2 separate regions of the Mus musculus genome follow, and region 2 is linked to region 1. A link is a contact called in ENCODE Hi-C or POLR2A ChIA-PET data. All regions are on one chromosome and are shown on one strand. Each heading gives the region's core, a stretch centred on a gene start or an enhancer-like site at or near the end of the contact. The rest is flanking DNA. Distances are from core to core; before and after follow the strand shown. Region 1 has its middle 8.5 kb from the start of Gm22371. Region 2 overlaps Spats2l (spermatogenesis associated, serine-rich 2-like).

Region 1 (7,581 bases), core at 3,450-5,949:
CCCAGGGATATAAATATGGCGTGTTGGTTAAGCATGCAGTTAAGCTATGCTGTAAACTCCACCAGTGTTGTAGAGGACAGAGACAATTCAAGCCAGGTCCAGCAGTGCCAGCCAGTAATCTCAGTCACCAGGTAAACTGAGGCAGGAGAATCTCAAGTTTAAGGCCTGTCTGGACTACATAGTGAGTTTGAAGTTATAGCTCGGGCAACTCAGTGAGTCTATATCTCACAATAAAAACCTAGGCACTCTGGAGATAACTCAGTAAAATGCTCATCTTGTAAACACCAAGGTCTGAGTTCTTTCCCCAGGGTCTTCTCCCCCCACCCACCCCCACCCACCAAAAAAGCTGGATGTGGTGGCCTACTTGCATCCCAGCACTGAGGAGGGGCCTGGGGCTTGCTAACCAGCCAGCCTAGACTACTACAATATTGGTGAGAGACCTTGTCTGAAAGAAAGGAAGGAAGGAAGGAAGGGAGGGAGGGAGGGAGGGAGGGAGGGAGGGAGGGAGGGAGAAAGAAAGACAGACAGACAGACAGACAGGTGGTGCCTAAGGACAGACACCCACGTTGCTTCCTAGTCTCCACATGTATGTACATGCACTTGTATGTGTACCTTCCACACACACAACACAAATTTAAATTTCTTTTTTATTAGATATTTTCTTTATTTACATTTCAAATGTTATCCCCTTTCATAGTTTCCCCTCCGAAAATCCCCTATTCCCCTGGCATTCCCCTATACTGGGGCATAGAACCTTCACAGGACCAAGGGCCTCTCCTCTCATTGATGACCGACTAGGCCATTCTCTGCTACACATGCAGCTAGAGCCATGAGTCCCACCATGTGTTTTCTTTGACTGGTGGTTTAGTCCCAGGGAGCTCTGGGGGTACTGGTTAGTTCATATTGTTGTTCCTTCTATGGGGCTGCAAACCCCTTCAGCTCCTTGGGTCCTTTCTCTAGCTCCTTCATTGGGGGCCCTGTGCTCAGTCCAATGGTTGGTTGAGAGCATCCACCTCTGTATTTGTCAGGCACTGGCAGAGCTCTCAGGAGACAGCTTTATAAGGCTCCTTTCAGCAGGATCTTGTTGGCACCCGCAATAGTGTCTGGGCTTGGTTATTGTATATGGGATGGATCCCCAGGTGGGGCAGTCTCTGGATGGTCTTTCCTTCCATCTCTGCTCTGAACTTTAACTCCGTCCATGGGTGTTTTGTTCCCCCTTCTAAGATGGGCTGGAGATGTAGCTTAATGGTAAAGTACTTGTCGAGCTTGCACTGGGCGTTGGCGCCAATCCTCATCACCACAGACATAAGTTAAGTAAGTTCTAAACAATAGAAGAGGAGGGGAAACCGTTTATTAGTTTCACAGTCATGGCAGTCAGAAATAGCATCAAAGCAGTTGGACCGAAACCCATCGCTTCAGTGTGTCTAGGTTTGGTTATGATGAAGAGCCAGATGTGTTAATTTCCTACTACCTTACAAACTGGCCACTCACATAAAAATCATAAATAACTATAAATAAGCACTCAGCATGTCCCAGGAACCAAAGTCTTTGTGTGTGAATCAACCCTTTCAGAAACCTGTGAGGAACAAACCCACTGAGAAATTCACCAGCCTCACAGAAGAGTCAAGGCAGGCCAGGAGTGAGCCCCACCATCTAATGGCAATACCAAGCCTTGCGGCTCACACACTAGCTTGGGGCTCAAATACCGGGCATCGTTCTACAGTCTTAAAATACAGAAGAAAGTAAGATGGGAACGGTTGCCCCTGATTCCAGGAAAGAGCACACAAGTCCTGGCTCACTCACTAGAGATAAGGACTCTCCTATATGGTCATGTGCCCCGACTACACAAAATTAATTAAAAAAAAAAAACAATTATATGATGTTCTGTAAAATGCCAACTCAGAGTAGGCTTTTAGTCTTTGCCTTTATATTCTTTTTAAACATGAGACAGGCACTGGAGAGAAGGGAGTCAACGGGCTCTTTATTTCAGATTTTCTTATTTAGAAAAATCTGCTGCTTCTTGTTTGTGGCAGGCAGCTCTCTGACCATATCCACATTCTATTATAACATAACCCTCTTACTGCATTTGGAAGAAGATAACATTTTTTTTTAGTCTGCTTTCTTTCTTTCTTTTTATTATATTTCTTGTTTGAAATGTTCAGTCTAGAAGCCTTTGAGATGAGCCAATATTGTCCTAGTAGAAGCTCAGGTATGTGCCTGAGGCCACCCACCTGGTGAGACTAGAGCAGCCACCTGAACTGGTATGAGCTTCACCTAAAGTGACAGGATTGGCACTTCTACAGCAAATCTTGTAAAAATCCTTTGGTGTTTTTTCTCCCCCCAAATGAAAACCCTGCTGTCAGTTCAAACCAGGTGACTTTTGACAAGCTGGGGATTTGGGACATTGATAGGCTTCAAGCCCTTGAGTTGTGTGAGCTGACATCATTGAATCCCTGACACAGGTCAGCCGGACAGCTTGCAGACATGGTTTGAAGTTCACTGTAGTGGGCCATCTCTGGAACCCAAACACCAGGGGACAGGGCATGTGGTATGAGAAGGACTGACCTGAGCCACAGGGGATGGAATAATTTTATATCAGGAGAATGGTTCATTTTATTAAAAATGTCCCTATGAATAAAAAGAATTATGCACCTGGACACAGCAGCACTTGCTGCTCTTCCCAAGCAGATAACTGTATCGCCACGTTGTGGAACCACTCTGGCTTACGAAAATGCTCATGATATGATCTGCTAGGAAACAGGAGGCTTGCTCTGAAGAGGAGATGTTTGCCTCAGAGGAGGCTCTCCACAGCCTGGATAGGAATGACAGAGAGGAGAAGAAGCCAAGGCATTCCAGAAAAGCGCTGGGGTACAGAGCCCTGTGGAGACCAGGAGCTGGGGAAGCTAGCTCCCTTTCAATCTTCCCTCCATTGGGGAAACAGAAGATCCACTGGAAAGTCCTTATTCCCCTTGGCAACACAGCTATCATGGGATCGTAAATCATTTTAACCAGTAGGCATAGTCAACAGATAACTAGATCCAACACCCAGGGGCAGTGAAAGGAAAGCATTAGGGTTACTAAGATCAGAGGTTCAAATGCCAACACTCCACAGGCTGTGCCAATCTCTGCAAGTCCTCTGCCTCTCTGCTCAGGTTTCTGCATTTGACAAGCGAGAGCAGTGAGAGCCACCTCACTGGCTTCATCGTGAAATGAACACTTTGTGTTTGCTTTCCTGTTAGTTTCCCCAGTGTGTTGTAACAAAGAACTATAAATTAGTGTCTCAAAACAGCTAGATCATTTTCCTTCATCTTTCCGGAATCTATGGTTCCAAAAATCAATATATGATCAATCTATGTTCCCCCTGAAACTTCACTTCCAGCTTCCAGCTTCTGATGGTCCCAGACCTCCTCAGCTCACAACTGTGATGGCCACTGACTGCGCCCATTTTCATCCTCTCTCCACGTCCTCTTCTCATCTCAAAAGAACCAGACAATGGAATCAGGACTCACCCTAATCCAGAATGTTCTCCTGGATACATGTGTAAAGTTCTGGAAAAGATCGGAGTCTCAGTTTCCCTATGGATACAGATTTGGTGAGCACTACCGATACTCAATGGCTGGTCGAAAGGACACATGACGGGGACAGCGTCAGCCTTCAAGAAATAAGAGAGCATCTTCCTGTTTTTGTTATTTTTGCCACTGCAGATGCTGTTGGTGTCTTTTTAGGGAGTACGGGATGTAGCAGTGGTTCAAATGAAAATGTCCTCTGTAATAATTGCAGGTATGAATACTCAGTCCCCGGTTGGTGAAAGTGTTTGGAGAGGTGTGGTTTTGCTTCAGGAAGTATGTCACTGGGGGTGGACTTTGAAAGTAAGAGCCTCCTGCAGTTTCTGGTTTCTCTCCCTTTGTGCTTATGGCTGCAGTTTGGTCTTCAAACTCTGGCTGTGCCTGCTGCTTGTTACCATGGCTCTACTTTTTTTTTGGTTTTTTCGAGACAGGGTTTCTCTGTGTAGCCCTGGCTATCCTGGAACTCACTTTGTAGACGTAGACCAGGCTGGCCTCGAACTCAGAAATCTGCCTGCCTCTACCTCCCAAGTGCTGGGATTAAAGGTGTGCGTCATGACGCCCGACTCAACAGGAACTCTTATCTCTCTGGAACTGTAAGCCAAAACAAGTTCTTTCCCTTAAGTTGCCTGGACTATGGTACTTTAGCACAGCAGAAAAAAACAGGTTTACTTAGGGGTGGAAAAAGCAAGGCTGGGGAGCAGTGGGGATAGAGGCAGTTGGAAGATCCAGCTGGGAAGATGGTTCAGCGACCAAGAATGAGAAAGTGTTAGGTAACATTCCTCCAGTGGACTTGTTTGGTTCCTGTAGTCTCCATGACAACACTCAGGGATAAAGTATCAGGAAAATGGACAATGTACCTAGCCCCAGGCTGGGTCTGCCCAATTAGTGTGGCTTCCCTTACTTGGGAGAAAGGAAACAAGAAGATGGGAGGGGGGTGTTTAAGAACACTTTTCCCCCTCCTATTAAACATATTTCAGAATATTTCTTAAGGGAGGAAGAAGAGGAGACTAGATTCTAGAAGTGACGCTTCGAGGGAACGCAGGGCTTCTTGCCGAAAAGGAAGTAATTGTCGACGGGGATCCCTGAGCCCTGGCAATAAATCAAGCGGAACAAAGATGTGAAAGCAGCTGGAAGAGCGGGTGCCTCTTCCTTCCCTAGGCAGGGATGGCAGGCATCCTAGACACTGAAGCTTTTGTTAGTAATGTGATCTGAATACGCCAAAATCTCACCCTGAGGTTAAAGTGTACTCTGCCAGGCGTCGCTGCAAACAGTTTCATACAGATATGGCACACATCTTTGGAAAAGATGGAAGGATAAGAGTAAAGTCACAGCTACTGAGTACAAAAAAGAAAAAAAAAATCTTTTGATCCTCTTTTTTCTAGAGACTGTTCTGGTAGCCTTGTCACTGGATGCTCTTGGTACTGGTTTTAAATTATGGACCTATTGACAGAGTGGTGAAGTCTGTAGATTTCTCATCATTAAAAAAAATGCTTTAAAGTAAATACACTTAAAACTAAATAAAACCGTCTATAACAACTCAAAGCAAGCCAGTGGTATCAAAAGGTAGGTATTAAAATGTCAAAACAAAACCAACAGATATGTGATATGGTTCTATGTGTACTTCTATATTAATGTGCTAAATAACAAGAGCTAGCAGCAGGTTCCACAGTTACTGCAGTTTTAAAGCAATGAAGAGTGTGAGCAGTGTTTCTAGCTGTCCCGAGTGGGAGCTGCAAATTATCTTTGACTTGCGTTCACAATTGAATCAAAACTCTCCATTTCAGCTGGAGATGGATAAAAACCAACACGGGGTTTGCCCCCATTCCAGTTCTCGGAATTCTATCTGCCAAGATTTGTGCCCCGTCCCAATTTAAAGGCTACACCATGTAAACCTCACAGGCACCCAGTTTTTGGTGGGGTTCTGCCAGACAGAGGAGTACCGACCATTATGTTAGCAAAGGCTGCCGCCTGCTGGCCAAAACATTCAGACTGTTCACTTAATTGGCTGTGTTAGAAAACAATGGGGCAAGCTATTAATTCACTGACTCGCATCTAGAAATGGAGCAGGAGGCTACTTGTCAACCCAGCCCCATGGCATCCAATCAGTGCAGATTTAAAAGCCCCCTTTGGCTTAGCTGGCAAGTGCTGATGGCTGGTACTGTTGGTCATTAGCAATGTGGGACAAGACGCCAGCATGGCAGGCTGTTTCTAGGGAGATTGCTCTGCTCAATTCTGATCTGTGAAAGTACAGATCGCTTAAAGGTTAGATTTCCCAGTGGGCTTGTCTGACCAAGGTGTTCAGGATCTACTTTCAGTGCTAAGGGCATGGGGCTATATGGAGAGGAAGGAAAAGGAATTCAGAGCGACCCGTGTGCCAGAAACCAGCTAAGTACTTTCACGTATGCGGCTGCATTTAATTTCTAAGAGAATCCTGTTACTGTTATGATGAGGACTGAAAACAGTCACTAAGGCTTAGAAAGGAAAGTTGGCACCATCACTCGGAACGCATGCACCGCTTGGGAGCTCGCTTGCTTCCCAGTCTCTGCTCTAGTGGGTAGGTAGGCAAAGATTCTCACAGCAGTGCCTACTCCTGTTTGCCCAGTGTTCTGCAGCCTAGATTTTACCAATGGCACAAACCCAGACAAGTTTGTAAATCATTCCATGCCCCCATTCCCCTGTCTGTAAAATGAAGATAATGATAACCCCTCTTTAAGGTGGAAGTCTTGTTGGAAATATTGAGTGTGAGTCCCTAGGGCACTGTAGGCAATAGATAAATGACAACTACTATTAGTATAAGACAATTTTGCTTCATAGTGTTGGGAAAAGTATAACCTCTATGTCACACAAAGGAACACACGAAGAGTAATTCAGCAAAGTAATTTCTTTTTTCTTCTTTCTTTCTTTTAAATGGTGTGCCAGAATTCCAACACAGCTAACCAACACATTCAGCCAGAATATTCTGGCTTCTGTCTTTTATCCCTGACATAGGTGGTGACTGTGTCTCGTCACATTGGTGGGCCCTGGGCTTCACTGAAGGGACTCTAGCCAGCTCTAGAATGTAGGGCATGGCTCTGGCAGGTCTTACCCTTCTCCCCCATTCCCTCTGCCTTGCTAAAAAAATAAAATAAAATAAAATAAAAATAAATTACATTCCTAAAGCTAGCCATCAAGGTTCGTTCTTTTGGCCACTTACTTCTGAGGCTGACTACCAAGGTCCAGCTATCAAAGTATTATAGTTCAGCAATCAGAGCCCTCTTTGGCTCACCTAATTAACATGTCCAATTAAAATTAACCACATCCTCCTAACTTGGGGTTCCCTCTTTACCTTTGTAATCTGCCATTTGTCCCCTCTTTAGCTAGAGGCGGACTTTTGTTCCCCTTGGACAAATGCCCCTCCCCTCGTGTTCCTTTCTCCTTTCTCCCTTGTCCCCTTCCTCTTCTTCCTCTACCTCCTGTCTTTGTCCCTTACCCCTGCCCTCTGTCCCTCCTTTGTTCTGAGAACTTGATCTTGGATGTTCTGGGCAGATACTTTTCCTTTCACGTGACAGTCAGGAACGATTGGTCAGTTGCTGTAAGGAGGAAGGAGATGGGGTTGAGGAAATGGGGGCTTTTGTTGGGGCTGACAAGCTTTGATAAATTAAGTGTTTCTCACATTAACAGTTACAACAGCAGCTAAGTGTTCAGATGAGTACTTAACATTTAGCACTGTCTGGACGTTTTGGTTGTCTCTATAGAGGTGTCTAATGGTCAAAGGCTAGAAAACTATTAAATATTCTACACTGCACAGGACAGCTCTTCCAGAAACCATCAGAAAAGAATTATGTATTGGGGGCTGGAGAGATGGCTCAGAGGTTAATGGCTGCTTTTCCAGAGGTCCTGGGTTCAATTCTCAGCAAACACATGGTGGCTCACAGCCATCTGTAATGAAACCTAATGTCCTCTTCTGGCCTGCAGGAATACATGCAGGCAGATGTTTTATACATAATAAGTAAGTAAGTAAATAAATAAATAAATA
Region 2 (7,437 bases), core at 1,065-3,564, 450 kb before region 1:
TAATGGGAGGTGGTGGTGGGAAGGGGTGGAGAAAACAGCCTCTAACTGACTCTGAACCTCTGTTCATGCCAACGATGGGGCAAGGGAAACCAGACTGGAGACTGTCTCAGAGTTCAGATGTGCACACTCATGACATTTAAAAAGGCTGTGTGCAGGGCCAATCGCAGCTACCATTTAGTTCTAAGGACTAAAGATTATATATACATCAATACAGTCTTCATAGTATACATAGACAGTGAAGCAGGGCAAACAGTGAGAAAGTTTCATGTAGGAGATTTGCTTACACATCTGTATGCATGATCATCGTCTGTTAATTTAGTCAGGACCCTGGGCTTCCATGGCCAGCACAGAATTCGAGCACAATGCTTGGGCTCTGGATCTTGCCCTGAACTGCTTAATTACACTTGGGAAACTCAAGAGGGTTAGTGCACTCCCCACAAATCAAGGAAATCACGCTGTCTCCGACCCAGTGTGAAGAAGGAAGAGCTGAGACATCTGCTGGCAGGCAGGTCTTCTCCAGACCCTATCAGGCTGTGCATAGCTAGTCCATTATTTACAGAATAGAAAAAAAAATGCCAGGAGACAGGGCATATAATAACTGTGGCAAAAAAGTCTTCATTCACGACAAAATATTAAGGAAAATTTCTCCCCAGTTTACAGAAGAGTTATCCAAACTTGAAAATAAGTGTAGGATCAACACTTGTTCAGATCTGAGATTCTATCAATGAGGAGGCAGATGAACTGGTTGTATGATGAACTGAGTGATAAAGCTGCCAGGAATTCAGCTCACTTAGGCTGTCTAAGCATGGAATTTCAGGACCACAGCCGTGACACTCAGCCGACTTGAAGAGGTAAGGCCTTCCGGTCAGCAATGAGGTACACTGTCCTCTACTCACAAGGACACCATCGAATAAAGGATATGCTTAACAAACTGAGATAATTGGCAAAGATCCAGTAGCTTTATAATCAGTGTCCTCTAGAAAGTCCTCACAGTCTCTTCTTTTAAACTAGTGGAGCAGACCTTTCTTTATTCTGCCCTTACAATGTGTCCATGTTCTTTTGAAGTCCGTTGTGAGTTTTGGTTTCTTTATTTGTTTTCTTCCTTGAGATAAGTTTTTACTATGTAGCCCTAGCTGGCCTAGCACACAGGGTCTCACTATGCATTTGTCTGGAACTTACCACGTAAACCAGGCTGTCCTTGAACTCACAGAATTCGGTCTGCCTCTGCCTCCAGGGGGTGGTGAGTAAAGGTGTGCCATGGTTTTTTATCTTTTATGAGAAGTATTAGAAACTATTTAATGTTCAGTTCATTTAAGGGAAACAATACATGCTATTGGATTTAATAAGCTCCAACATTTCACTTCGGGCGGGCACGTATACCTACCATCCACAAAGGCCTGTACGGCTTTATCCACATTAAAATCAAACTGTTGGAGTACCAGCACGATTTCATTATTGCTTTTGTTCGGAACAACTGATCTAACTGCGTAGATCTGGAAGAAAAGGAAGAGAAAAACAGAAAGGTAAACACCTCGAGTACTGTTCACCTACAGATCCTCCCCCACAATGCCCCGATAGAGCAGAATTATAACTTAGGAAGGCCCGGGAAAGCTAACCCATCTATCTTCTTGCCAAGAAACATACTCCAGGCCTTTCAGAGAAGTGAGCATTTGTGCTGGTAATCTCCTGGATGCCTGCTTTATTTGTGTATACACCTCTACAGAGGTCCCCTTGTGAGGTTGCAAGAACAACTGTGCAAAGCCAGCTCAGATTTGGCAACCAACCCTCCTGGAGGCTGAGATACATACAAGATGTGTTCTCCGTGAGGACACAGAATCTTTTTCTGTCTCAGGCTTCCTTTCCACTCGCTCAGGGGTATCTTTAGAAAACATACAGAAATAGCTCCATGCCTCAGTTCTCTCTGGGCGCAGCGGAGGCAGATCTATGAGGGGTACCAACGTGTGCTGTGAAACTCCATCCCTGTTTATAAAGACAGGAGACTATGGAACTCTGCGTTTGTGAGATGGGGACCCCAGCTATGTTACAGAAACTGATCTCAAACAGCCTTCTGCAAAATAACCATTAAACAGAGTAAAGGTATATACATGTATGAGCCAAGAATTCTGATGCTTGCAAGCAAGTGTTCACTTCTCCATGACATAGAGGACCTCTTCCATTAAACGTAGCATAGATTCTTTCTGGTTGCCTGCTAGAATTAATTGACCTTTATCTCAACGAACTTGTGATTATTAAAGACTGTACTATGCATTTCAGCATAACCTATCTTACCCCTATCTTATGAGAAGGATTTCTGTACTAACAAATGCAAGCACAGTGCAGAGACGGCGGGAAGTGCTCATTAGAGAACAGTATAATCTATACACGAGCCACTCAGACTTAAGTCAGGACCAGTGGGTTTTAGAGTTAAATGAAATTTGTCATAATTGGATTCATGGGGTATGGATTATAGAAGCATGGCATGTGTAATATGACACTATTGACCAGACATTTAACTGAGCAGTACAGAGTAATTTTTGATGATGCAAGAAAATAGGCTGCCTGTTCCGCACAGATCCGTATATAGCAGTATTTAGGTTATAATGAGAACATTGCATAGGCTGTGGGCATAGGACTTGTAGAGATGTTGGCATTATTGACCAGAAGATTGGTTTCAAATCCTGACATTTAAAAATGCTAAATATTTGGAGATTCTAATAGAATATGTGCTTGTATATGTCAGTCAATACTCCTTTGGGTTTTTTACTATTCTCACATTTTATGGTTCTTAGTTTCTCTAGACTTCATTGGAAAAACTGACTCTTTAAAAAAAATCTAAGTCCTCATTGCTTTGCTGCCCTTCTTTAAAACTCCAGCGCAGTGAATACTATTTATTTCTTTTACATAGGGTCGCATTATATGGCCTCAAACTCTCCTGTCTCTGTCTCCCCAGTGGCAGACATGTGCTACTAAGCTGACATTGTAAATACTCCTCTTAAATACTCATTGTAGTGGTCCTCAACCTATGGGTTACAACCCCTTTGGGGGCTGCATATCAGATATCCCCCATGTCAGATATTTACATTATGATTCATAACAGTAGCAAAATTACAGTTATGAAGTAGCAAGGAGATAATTTTATGGTTGGGGGCACAACAGGGAACTGTATTAAAGAGCTGCAGCATTAGGCAGGTTGAGAACCCTTAAGTTATTGTGTGGCAAGGCATCAAATTTCCTGAAACATAAAGGTCATGAGGGATGTAGACCGTGCTCAGATGACCACAGAGTAGACTAGTCTTACAAGGTGCATAGACATGCTGTGAAATCATTAGCAGGGACATCTGACTCAATAGATACACTCAGATGTGGAGGATGAGTGAGAAGAGTGGGGTGGAAGGGGGAAGGGGATGGGAAAGGGTAGGGTTGGGGTAGGGTTGGGGTAGTGGTAGGGCTAGGGGTAGGGCTAGGGATGGAGCAAGCATTCTGGGCAAGAAGAACAGGACTCCACCGTGTGGATGGGGGACAGAGGATGAGGCTGTTGGAGCACAGTGGAGGTCAGACATAACAAGACCAGACTAGGCAGGGTCTACAAGGCTATGACATCATGCTGGCCTTGTGAGCATCTCTCAGTTGTTTGCTGAGTCCTCTTATCTCATCTATTTATCACGCATGTTTCAAAGATTGGTATTCTTTCTCATTGAACATTAACAGGTTTTTTGGAAGAAGCTAAGATGGGGTCAAGAATGGAGCTCAGTTGGTAGAGCACTTGCCTGGCATGTATAAACCTTTATATTTAAACCAAAATGCAAAGAAACAAAAACCAAAGCCAGCCCAGGAAAGTCATTAACAGTAGTAATACATAATGTTTGCCTTGTATCTAGTAGTGCATTGGAGTTACCTATATTATACTCCTAATGCCTTTTAAATAAATACAGTTTTAGCAGTTCAAGCCACTACAGTTTGTTCATATGTAAAATTTCATAATAATGACCATCATTATCGCCACATCAAGCATGCCTTTTTGAATAATAAAATGCTTAGTTATTAATTACCTTAAGTACATTATTGTAACGTTAGACCAAAGTTTTCAAGCCACCTACACACAGCTGTGTGACTAGCAAAGACTGGAATCATAAAATCAACATAAAAATAATTGCTCCCTTGTTCCTAGACTCTCCTCTGCAAAACATGTTTTATTATGTTAAGGCAAAAACAGTGTAAGTCATTGCTCGATAGACACTTTCTCTTCAGACGCCTGCATCACTCTTCCCATCTTTGTAAAATCAGAAACAAAGACCACATGAGCATGGCCAGCTATGTGCAGACAGACAGAACTATGTTGTCACTGGTGTGTGTGTATATGCATGCGTGTGCGTGTTTGTGTGTGTGAGTGCATGCCCATAAGGAGGTGAGTGTACATGTGTGCATGTGAAGGTCGAGGGTCCACATCTGGTGTCTTTTACAAGGGCTCTCTACCTTATATTTTGAGATCAACTCTAACAGAACCTGGAGCTAAAACCTAGTGAGCTTCAGGAATCTACCTTCTCAGTCCTGGGATTACAGATGTGCATCACAGTGACTAACTTTAATGTGGGTGCTGGACATCAAATTAAGGTCCTCATGCAAGCATTTTTCCAACAGAACTATCTCTCCAACCCTTCCTTATTTTATGTATCTTAGTTCCAAATGTCTCTCTAGAATATCATCACTAATTGAGTTCCAATATCAAGTCTATAAGAAGTAGTACCAACTAGAAGGATTGGTCCTTAATTAGAAGAGGAATTTCAAGCTTTACAGAAATGAGTAAATAAGGTGGGGGTATCCTGTTTGTTCTTAATTATTCCTCAGTGATGCTGAAGTCTAGGTTAACTTCTATTTGCTCTGGTCACTGGTCTCTGGCAATGCCAAGAGAGCGGCACAATTCATAAATCCACTGCATCATTTCTTATAGAAAGGACTTCATGGAGGATGCAGAGATCACATGTGCTCCTGTGCGCAAATAAACACGCAGGAACCAGTCAGTTGCTATTTACAATTCACAGACTCTAAGAGCCTGAGTATTTAAGTCTAAGAAAGATCTCATTTCCAAGTGCCAGCAAACACAGGGGATGGGTGGCCAAAGCAGTGTTGCCCTGGGTGTGCTCGGTGGCTGTGGCTGCCTAGGAAAATGCAGCTTCTGAGAGCTGTCAGAACGGCTCCTTCCATGCATGACTAATGGGAGTTTGCATACGGAGAATTCATAAAATTCACGCAGGCAGTGGCTGTGTAGCAGAGGCCTTTTCTGGCATTGCTTCTCTCACACACACAGCCTCTCACTACAGCCCCAGGCCCTTCCGCAGCTTTGGAAGGAAGCTGGAAGATGCTGCCCTTGACAGCAATCCTAAGGGACTCCCCTGCCAAACTAACAGAGTGGTCCATTCGTGCCCACCAGGCAGCCATTCTGCCTGCTGGGTGACAGTCAAGATGGCTAGTTAGCGCTTCATTTAGCAACTGCTTTAGCCTTCCAATACCGTGCTCATCTGTTTCTCTTCTACTAATTTATGTCTGGTTTAGCAAATTCAATTTGCTATTTAGAAAGGGGTTGTTGTGATGTTACCATCGGAGTAAATTTCATCTGGATTCCCTCTTTTCTCGGGGGTTTTCCTATCTGGCCCTGCAGGCTCTGACATATTCTGCACCAGGCTCCACCCTATTGGCTCATGCATTAACCAAGCAATGGGATGCTGTTCGGTTCATAGCTGGTTGAAGGGCTGTTAACAGATTTCCTTGTTCACACTGCGCATTATCAAGCCAGTCTGTGATGGCTCCTTAGGCTTTCTTTTTGGCTTACCAGTGGGTCTAAAACCATGCTGGAGTTTCAGAGAAGACTTTTCAATCGACTTCCACTGCTGTGTGATCAGCCAAGACCTAGCATTATCAACAGACACAAAATAGCCAGTCTCTCCACTCTAGTCTCTCCCTTGGAAATTCACTCTGATGCTGCCATCCTTTCAAAAATGTATTCTCCTGTGGTCCTGTGGGAGATGTATTCCAGGATTCCAAGATACCAAAACACATAGGAGCCCAAGTTCCTTACAAAAATGGGTACGCATGTACTTATGCAAATTCTCTAGGTACTTTAAATATATATTTTAAAATACCTCTTCCAAATGTAAACACCATGAAAATAGTTATATTGCATTGTTTAGGAAATAATGACAAGACAAAATTCTATACATGTTTAGTTTTTTTCCAAAGTATTCTTGATCTGTGGTGACCTGAACTCTTGGGTTTAGAACACATGGACATGGGGAGATGGCCACAGAATCACAACCATCTTATTCCCTTACCGAAGAACTAGCAGTGAAATGCAATTTGTATACTCTGACATTCAAGGCCATAGGGCACCCTGGCAGCAGCCTGCTTTTCCAAGTGACGCTGTTCCTCTACCTAGCACAGACAAGTGCCCCGTACCCAGCTTGACTCCTCACCCCGCTCCTTCATCAGGGCCCTCCTTTGACTTAAGATATCTGTCCCCACTCTTATATTCCAGCTGAATGGCCAGGCATGCATGGCGTCCTTCTTAACCCTTCTTACCAGAAGCATTCCTGACTCAACTTCAAAGCCCTTCCTCAGTAGGTAGGTGTCTTTAAATATTTGAGCACCTCCGCTATCCTATGGATTTGTGTGCGAGCTGTGTTGACTAGACTCTAAGCAGTCTGAGGGTGGAATCCTCCAATGCCATTTCTGCATGGTTACCATGGCTACTCTGCAGTGACTGATACTGTGTGTGTGGTAGGTATTTAATAACCGCTTATTTAGTGATTCATCCTGTAGCCACATCCAGCTGCTGCTTGGAGCCGAACAAATACTCCACCAGCATGCTGCTACCACACAGCCACTGGCATCTACTTTTGTGTCTATCATCCACAGTAACACAGCGGGTCTCAATTGACTGACTGCGTCCAAGTGTTATACAGGCAGAGAAAACGTGTATGTTCTCTACATTCCATCAGAGACTGGAAGAATACTTGTGCACTTTTAAAATTCTTACAGTTCTACTGCTATTTAATCAGGAACACTGCTATTTTTAGAGTTTGGGGACTATGAAGAAAGTGGACAGTATGCCTCTCTCTCTTCCCAGAGTCAGCTTAGGACAGACATCAGCTGAGTCTGCTCTGAGTGATAGGTACTGAGGATACAAGAAAGCGCCAGCTATAGTTCTGTCCCAAGGAGGTACAGTGTAGCAGCTGGGCTGGGAACTCTATAATGAGAATCAGTGCTGTGTTCTTTGTATGAACAAGGTATGATGGCAGTACAGAAGAGCAAGGATGCCTGCCCACAGACAGGAGGATGCTTTCTAGATGGAGAGATGTCATGGAGAGAGCACTGGAGCGAACAGAGCTATGCTCTAATCTTGGCTCTGGCATTCGACCTTGGTCAACTGCTCAGATCTTTGAA

What was found. A loop is a pair of places that touch in the nucleus more often than their neighbours do. ChIA-PET counts read pairs that join two places held with the same protein, here RNA polymerase II (POLR2A).
Region 2: a loop to region 1 is called in a map of left cerebral cortex, with 2.8 times the contacts of the local background. The contact joins two enhancer-like sites. A Hi-C loop is called at or near these places in 1 of 37 maps with a recorded cell type or tissue (left cerebral cortex). POLR2A ChIA-PET finds 5 or more read pairs at or near these places in 1 of 5 experiments (Patski).

What each region holds. Positions count from the first base shown.
Region 1 is chr1:57,427,058-57,434,638 of GRCm38, reverse strand. No RefSeq gene overlaps it. Among named protein-coding and RNA genes, the nearest start is that of Gm22371, 8.5 kb to the right of the region's middle. Within about 2 kb of position 4,699, at least 1 of the 3 ENCODE cell types and tissues checked has a DNase peak (open chromatin) inside an H3K27ac peak, as active enhancers do.
Region 2 is chr1:57,873,564-57,881,000 of GRCm38, reverse strand. Spats2l (spermatogenesis associated, serine-rich 2-like) reads right to left here. Exons shown (of 14, transcript NM_144882.4): 5 at 1,385-1,493. Among named protein-coding and RNA genes, the nearest start is that of Kctd18, 93 kb to the left of the region's middle. Within about 2 kb of position 2,314, at least 1 of the 3 ENCODE cell types and tissues checked has a DNase peak (open chromatin) inside an H3K27ac peak, as active enhancers do.